Regions from separate parts of the Homo sapiens genome. Here region 1 is linked to region 2. Evidence: chromatin contacts called from ENCODE Hi-C data. All regions are on one chromosome and are shown on one strand. Each heading gives the region's core, a stretch centred on a gene start or an enhancer-like site at or near the end of the contact. The rest is flanking DNA. Distances are from core to core; before and after follow the strand shown. Region 1 overlaps LOC102723944 (a long non-coding RNA gene). Region 2 holds the start of EXOC2 (exocyst complex component 2).

What was found. A loop is a pair of places that touch in the nucleus more often than their neighbours do. Pooled maps may share reads with other maps.
Region 1: a pooled map shows a loop between it and region 2 (5-fold over the local background). The contact joins the enhancer-like site here to the promoter of EXOC2 in region 2. A Hi-C loop is called at or near these places in 5 of 50 pooled maps.

What each region holds. Positions count from the first base shown.
Region 1 is chr6:1,524,793-1,528,982 of GRCh38, forward strand. The region is part of intron 2 of LOC102723944 (a long non-coding RNA gene); the gene reads right to left. Among named protein-coding and RNA genes, the nearest start is that of FOXCUT, 79 kb to the right of the region's middle. Within about 2 kb of position 2,184, at least 13 of the 41 ENCODE cell types and tissues checked have a DNase peak (open chromatin) inside an H3K27ac peak, as active enhancers do.
Region 2 is chr6:690,725-694,988 of GRCh38, forward strand. EXOC2 (exocyst complex component 2) reads right to left here and starts at 2,415. Exons shown (of 28, transcript NM_018303.6): 1 at 2,295-2,415. RefSeq lists enhancers at 1,742-2,628, 4,058-4,264 and silencers at 2,035-2,104, 2,115-2,174.

The DNA of each region.
Region 1 (4,190 bases), core at 934-3,433, 830 kb after region 2:
TTCAGTTTTGCAAGATGAAATGTTCTGAATATGGATGGTGGTGACGGCTGTGCACCATTGTGAGTATACTTAATGCCACACTGAACTGCACACTTAAAAATGTTTAAGGGCTGGGTGCGGTGGCTCACGCCTGTAATCCCAACACTCTGGGAGGCTGGGGCTGGGGGTGGATCACTTGAGGTCAGGAGTTTGGGACCAGCCTGGTCAACATGGTGAAACCCCGTCTCTACTAAAAATACAAAAATTAGCTGGGTGTGGTGGCACAAGCCTGTAATCCTGGCTACTGCGGAAGCTGAGGCACGAGAATCACTTGAACCCAAGAGGCGGAGGTTGCAATGAGGTGAGATTGCACCACAGCACTCCAGCCTGGGCAACATAATGAGACTCCATCTCAAAAAAAAAAAAAAAAAAGTTAAGATGGTAGATTTTATGTTATGTGTATTTTAACACAATAAAAAATCAAAGGTAGCTAATTCCCATTCTGCCCCAATTTCAGAGAAACACGTGGGCGAAGACAGGGAGGGGTGACTGTCGGTGCTGCCCGGGCCCTGCTGCCTTCCAGATCTCTGGCACCAGGGCTCTTTCTAGCTCCCTCCCCAGAAGAGGACATCAGCGACTTGCACAGGCCCCTTCCTGGGCCTGCCTGAACTGCTGGGGGCAATGGTTGTGGAGAGAACCCAGTGTGTGGGCAGAGAGCAGGCAGCGTGCCCCCTTCCCATTCTGCTCCAGCATATCACTCTTGTTGCAACACAGGATGAGTGTTCCCACATTTTGTTTAATATTCACACGCTATAGAGTGCTTCCTCCAGCTCCTCAGTCTTCAGGACAGCCTGGACTCCGGGACTGGTGGTGAGAAGCAGCAGAAATAACAAGCATCCCTGGCCCAGCTCGCTGGCCCCTGGTTGCTTTAGGGAGTCCTGTGCCTTCTCTGAGCAGGAAGTCCCTCATTGAAAATGAGAGGGTTGGACAAGACGATCCCTGAGAAGCCTTGGAGTGCCAGCTTTCTGAGAACTGGCCTGGCACAAATGCCCCATTTAGTACACACGAAGCCAAAACAGAGAGGAACAGGGCCCCAGCAGGAGGAGTCAGCGAGCCGGCCCAGAGCACGCTTCTTAGAAAAGGACACGCTCAGGGACAAGGGCACCATGACCTTCCCAAAGGCACAAAGGGCACAGGGCTCTGCATCTCCTGTTTGTTCCCGGTAGAACATCTCGCTGTCCCGGGAGAATATATGAGGAGTGCATAAATATACAGCCCCGCACTGCTTCCTGGGCTCTTGTGTGATTCCAGGGCCTGTTCTCCAGCAGCTGTGAGCACCCACCCAGACCCCACTGGCCTGGGGACGGCCATTGAGCCAGTCCCACCTGTGAGCCCTTCAGCGATTCTCTGGCCCCCAGCCCCACCTGTCTGTCCACTTTTCCTGGCAGGCTGGTTAGGGGATAAAGCAGATGCACGGGACACTTTACTTGCCCCTTTCCCGTCCACCCCAGTTCAACCCTCCAGGTTACCCTCCGGCAGCAGAGCCACCCCTGCCCAGGACGCGCACTGCCTTCCATTAGGCAACAGTTTCATGAGGCATTTGCCGTCCTCAAGAGGCTGACGTGACAGTGCCTGATTCACAGAGGCTTCCCTCTGACCCAGGTCTAGCTGGCTCCCCAGTGGGACACCCCAGGGCCTTTCCTGGCCCAGATCTGCCGCTCTGGGCTGTCCTGAGTGAGGAACACCTGAATAAGCCACAACATCAAGGAAAGGACCATGAGGATGGGAGCACCCGGGAGCAAGCCCCTCCCTGAGCCTTGGAAACCCCGTGACTCCTATTTTCCATGTCATTTTCTCCATCATGGAATGAACACTTAGAAACTGGAAGCTCGTGAGCAGAATGATTCTGTCCTAGAGCCTGAAGGCGTGCATCAGGGCTGGGTCCTTCCCTGCAGCATAGCTTCTAAACCAACGATTGATATCTTCATTTACCAGCACGATAAAAAAGGAATTCGTTTTCTTAGAAGCTGTGCCTGTCACTCTGCTCAGAAACAGTCCAAGCAGCCGTTCCAAGTGTGGCCTTCAGCCCATGCCAAACTTAGATCAACTGCAGGCTTGGAGCTTTCTGAGGCGAGAATGGAAGTATGTGTGCTGCAGTGGTGTGTGTGGGTGTGCACTCGTGTTTGTAGGTAGCATTTACACACACCCACCGTGGGCATGTACATGTGTCTCCCTGTGCCAGTATGCTGAGAGCTTCAGGACATGGCAGGCACTCCACATGCAGGGGATGGAAAAGCCATCACATTTATTGTCTGTCCTTGTGCGGTATTTAAAATACAACTGAGAATGTGTGCAGATTTTTAAATGTTACTGGACCACTTGGGTTTTTTTTGAGACCGGGCTGACTCTGAGCCAGACTGCATCTGTCTGCGTTGAAAGGGACCATTCTTTCCCTCCTGCTCCCGCCCTGCCCCCTCCACACACACCCTCCTTCATGTGAAACCCGAGCATTTCCTTTCCCGTAAGCCTTCTTCTAGAAGCCTGTGCTCAGCACAGGGGCCAAGCCCTGCGGCTCAGGCAGGCCCACGTGACTCTTGAACTGCAGACTCAAGTCCCAAGGTGGGAAACCGTTTGTCAACGGCCCCCAGATTTACAACCACGAGGCCAGGCTGGTCTTGGGGTGCAAAGCCATTGTTCAAACCATCAGTCATGCAAGGAGTTCCTAGGATTTTTTATTTTCCCCTCCAAAAAGCTCTCTTCAGCTTTGAAGAAATGCTGTTTCCTCCTCTGGTTACTTCTGCCTGATGAGAATGCTGATCTGGGGATCCAAGTAAAGGGTGGACCACAGAGCACCTTGTCTCTGTGTAAAAGGACACCCCTGTTACTCAGCGTGCCTGAAAGTGCCTGAGTGTTTCCCAGTCCTCATCAGTGTAATCTTAAGCTAGAAGTTCCCCTTGGGCAATGCATCAGGTCTTCCACTTTTTTTCCAATAGACACCATGGGCCATACTTCCTAAAATACATGTTTCTAAATCTTCTACTTTTTTTGAAAAACAATTTTGAATCATTAAAGAAATTTTTGAAAATAGCTTTCTATAACCCACAACACCTCTTTGTGAACCCCATGATTTTCATTTGTTGAAATTTTCCGATTCTGACCATGGGAATGTGTGTCTTACCAAATTTCAACCAGACATCCAGTGTTTCCACCTAACATGCCATTTAAAGCCACTTCCATATTCAATTCAGTCTGCGCAATTCTAGTTCCAAACGCTCGGTTTCTGTTCCATTCAGAGAATGTGCTGAGATTTCTTCTGTCATTCCCTTATTCCTGGACATTTAGGTGCAACAAGTGTAGACGGGTTGTTTTTTCCACTGAATCATTTCCTTCAGATGAATTTCCACCAGCGAGATGATTGGATCCACTGGTATAATCATTTTCAAGACTTGATGTATTTCAAATTACTTCCCAAAAAGCCTTTAACTACTTACAATGCCACCAAGAGCTAGCACAATTTTTTTTATTGTGAAATTGCCAGGAATTAAATTAGCTTTTCTTGACTTAGCAGATAAAAATTGACAATCTCAAAAGGTTCATTTTCATTTCTTTAATGACTGGTGAAGGTTTTATTGTTTTGCTTTTGTTCCCCCCCACCCCTCAAACTCTGTGCCTGTTTAAATGTATCCTGTGGCTACATCTTCATCCTTCCTCTCTCAAATCCTACTGCAAAGCAAAGGATGCAGACGGGGGTTGTAGTGAAAGGGAGCTGGGATCATCAGAATGGCCTATAGGTTAACCTCCCCATACAAATTACAATGGAGACCTCCCTAGCTATGAGAACATGGGAGACTGAGCCAGGAGATAGGGTGGAGGTGTGCAAAGAAGTCATTGGCAGAAAGAGTGATGGTGGTAGCGTATTTCTTCCCTTTTCTGGGTGATGGTGGGCTTTCTGAGCTGACACCTGCTTTATCCTGGGCCTACTGCCTTCCATGGGACTCTCACATCCCGGAGGCTTAGTGTCCCTTCCTAACCACAGGGATCCAGCACTTAAGCTCACTCTATACAGCTGTTTTGCCTTCAAAGACTAGTACTTCTAATACACATTCTCCACTTTCTCTCCAATAGTGGTGTTGGCTTTGCAAAGTCTTTCTTCCTTGTGAAAGGGAGCTTCAGGGCCATGGGCCAAAGCCTCCAGGGGCTCCGCTTTGGGA
Region 2 (4,264 bases), core at 1,165-3,664:
AATTTCATTACAATTACTTTTAAGTTTGTGTATTCATATCAATAATAATTTTTGACTAATATAAACATACTCTAAAGCATATGATTAGAAGTCCACACTATCACCATGTGATTTCAGCAGGCAGTCCAGAAGGTCCAAGAACATATTCCCCAGGATCTGAGTACAATCAACATCCTAGTACACCGCTTAGCAGAGTGATCAATGAATGTTATTTCCCAGTTTCAAAATCCTCTCAACAGTGACCTAAAATTCATCCATTCAATAAACATTTAAGCACCTACTATGTGGCAGACGCTGGACTAGGAACCCAGGCTGGATTAAGATGCGTAAACTGGAGAATGAGTGGAAAAGTAACTGAGAGGACACCTCTGTAACCAGCACTTCCTGTATGGCCTAATCTTGCTGCTGCTTGACACTAGAAATATTAAAAGTTCTTTGCTAGAAGACTATTTTTTCAGTACCAACTTCATTTCCCATATGATTCTTACATAATGGGCTCCCAAGAACTTAGCAAGTTAATAACCATCTTTTAGAAAAGTAATACAGTTGACCCTTAAGCAACATGGGTTTGAATGAGACAGATCCACTTATACACGGATTTTTTCAACAAAAGTTGCACTGAGTGTGCCTGCATCTCCCACTCCCCTTTCACTTCCTCCATCTCTTCCATCTCTGCCATTCCTGAGAAAATCCCTCCTCTTCTTCCTCCTCCACAATCTACTCATGCAGACTATGGGGATAATAACCTTCATGATTCTCCACTTTCATTTAAAGAAGAGTAAATACATTTGTTGTGATTTTAACATTTTCCTCTCTCAGCTTACTTTAAGAATACAGTATATAATACGTATAACATACAAAATACATGTAAGTCAACTGTTTATGTATCAGTAAGGCTTCTGGTCAACAGTAGGCTATTAGTAAAGTCCTGGGAAAGTCAAAAGTTACATGGAAATTTTTGACTGCGTGGGCACCCCTAACCCCAGTGTTGTTCAAGGGTCAACTGTAGTTCAAAATGGCATTCAATACAGGAAATTAAATACTTGACAAGAAAAAAAGATCACTTTCTAAAACTTCCAAGAGTTGGTCCAAGTCACACTGGGGGAACTCTGCTTCTCTGCTTTAATTTATTAAGTTTCTACTTAGACAAACAAGTGAACATGTAAGTACTAAGCACACATCACCCTCTTTCTATTACTACTCTGGGAATCGCCAACTTTTAGCACAAAAAAATCATCTTTGAGAAGATTCTGGCTTTCAGTTGATTTGTCATTAAAGGAGTCAGTTACACAAAGCATGGGCCAGTACATACTAACATTCATAAACAAAACATTATTATGCATTAGAAGACAGATCCACATAAGCTCAGAAGTAACTTTTCAATATTGCATAGTGCACACAAAAAGATTTAATTAAAGTGTGGCTAACTTAGAAAAAATATTTTTTAAGTGTTCCTTGTAAGTTTACTCACAGATTCATAAAGGCATCAGACTTAAAATTTCTCAGACTTATTAGTATGTTGACCTTTGGCAGATTAAAAATAACTTACTTCCATTCAAAGACGAGTTCTTTCAAGAACTATTTCTCGGAATTACTAAAGTGTTTTCTTAACAATCTTGGGATACAGGGTTACGCATCACCAGGCTTCCAGGCTGCTGGTGTGCGGACCTGGAGCCGGCGCGCAAGGTCTCAATGGCAGCTACAACAGGACCTCAGGCTCTTTGCTCAAGCACTCTGAGCCGCCGCTCCCCTATCCGTAAAATGGGTCACACGGCAGCGTACATACACCCGCGCGAGGATCAAGTACGTGCACGCAAACGCTGACAACAGCGGCAGGCGCCTTTTAAGCGCTCAGGACAGCCAGAGCGGGATGCACGCCTAGGCAGACAGGTAACACCCGCCTCGCGTTCACTTTTCCGGAGAAATTCTCAAATCTCACGGAGTGGCAACTGCGCAAGGGCGAAGCGGCGCAGTCTGGGGCCAGCTCCAGCGGGCGGGGCCTGGAGTCAGCCCTCTGCAGCCCACGCCCCTCACCGGCGCAGGTGGGGACCGCGGGGGTGCGAACTGGCGGGGGTGGGCGCGGAGCCCAGCAGGCGGCTGACGGCGGGGATGGGGGCTGCGGGGCTGGGAACCGCGGGGGGTCGCGGGGCCCCGCAGGTGACCGACGGCGCCAGTGGGCGCGGCTGTCCCTTCACCGCTGAGGCCTGGACGGACGCCGCAGGCGGCCACCTCCGTGCAGCTGACGTCCATGTCCCGCTGGCCTTCGGCCAGGCCCTCCAGCCTCCCACACATACCTCCAGCCGTCCTGCCGCAGCTCACGGCCGGCACAGACAGGGCCCGGTAGGTCTCGCCGAAGACTCCGCGGCCGCCAGCCGCCGGCACCTCACTTCCGCCCGCCGCGAGCGCCGAGCGTGTAGATCCGCCTGGCAGTCGAGCGCCGAGTCCTCGATGGGCGGAGCCTTCAGGGGAGGGTAGAGGAGGGGAGGAGACCGGCGCGGGTGCTGGAGGTCAGCAGGGGCCGTGGGCGGTGGACGCTGGAATGCCTTGGGTTCCGAGGGACCCAGCTGCCTGAATGGACACGAGTAGGAGGTTTTTGCTGGGCGTCTTTGCGGTGGCGGGAAGCGGTGAGGGAGGGAAAGAAGGATACAAGCTCAAGGGGCAGGCCGGGTGCACCATCCATCCCCGTGCCCTCGGGTCATCTCAGGGAGACTGTGGGATGATAGTGCGTTTGTGGGCCACAGTTCACAACGATGGGCCCTGCATCGGGTCAGAGGACCCCTCCGGAACAGGGGGATGCACAAGGTCAAGAGAATGCATGGAATCAGAGGGCTGCACCAGGTCAGGGGGGCTGCACCGAGACCAGAGGAAGCATCAGGTCAGGAGGATGCACTGGAGTGTGCATCCCCAGGGGGCCACACTGGGTAAGGAGGATGCACCAGGTTAGGAGGCAGCACTGGGTCAGAAGGATGCACTGGAATCAGGGGACTGTACCAGGTTGGGGGGCGTGCCTCAGGTCAGGAGGAGGCACTGGGGTCCGGGGGCAACATTGAGTCAGGGGCAGCCCTAGGTCAGGAGGATGCATGGGGTCAGGGGGCTGCAGGGGTTTGAGGGCTGCACTGGGTCAGGGCGCCATACCAGGTCAGGGGATGCGCAGGATCGGGGGAGATGCCCGGGGTCGTGGGATGCTGGGGGTTGGGGGGATGCTCGGGGTCGGGGAGTTCTCGAGGTCGGGGGATACTCGGGGTCAGGGGGTTCTCAGGGTTGGGGGGATACTTAGGGTCAGGGGATGCTCTAGGTTGGGGGAAGCTCGGGTTCAGGGGCTATGGCCAGGGAGGAAGGACAATCAGGAAAGTGGGGGTAGCGGATTCTGGAAGCTAAATAGTTTCAGGAAGGAGGAATTGATAGCCAATGTTCAGAAGTACTGTGAGGCCAAGACTCCAGAGACAATTGAGTTTGGCATATGCCAGTCATTGGCATCCTTGACAAAAGCAGTTTCAAAGGAGTGTGGGGAAGCTACATCTCGTCAGAGTGGACTGTGAAAAGAATATTAAGTGAAGTGGAAAAAAGTAAGTTTCAACAACCTAGGTTGGCAGATTTAGCAATAAAAATACAAATACCCAGTAAAGTTTAATTTCAGATAAACAACAAGTAATTTGTAGTATAGATATATTTATCACTAAACTAATGTTGCATGGGATATACTTCTACTAAAACATTGTTTTGAGAGGTGACAGCGTGCTGGCAGCCCTCACAGCCCTCGCTCGCTCTGGGCACCTCCTCGGCCTTGGCACCCACTCTGGCTGTGCTTGAGGAGCCCTTCAGCCCACCGCTGCACTGTGGGAGCCCCTTTCTAGGCTGGCCAAGGCCGGAGCCGGCTCCCTCAGCTTGTGGGGAGGTGTGGAGGGAGAGGCGCTGGTGGGAACCCGGGCTGCGTGCGGCACTTGCGGGCCAGCGCGAGTTCTGGGTGGGCGTGGGCTCAGCGGGCCGGCACTCGGAGCGGCCAGCCAACCCGCCGGCCCTGGGCAGTGAGGGGCTTAGCACCTGGGCCAGCAGCTGCTGTGCTCAATTTCTCCCCGGGCCTTAGCTGCCTTCCCGCGGGGCAGGGCTGGGGACCTGCAGCCTGCAGTGCCTGAGCCAACCCCCCCCGCCATGGGCTTCCGTGCGCCCGAGCCTCCCCGACGAGCGCTGCCCCCTGCTTCACGGCCCCCAGTCCCATCGACCACCCAAGGGCTGAGGAGTGTGGGCGCATGGCTCGGGACTGGCA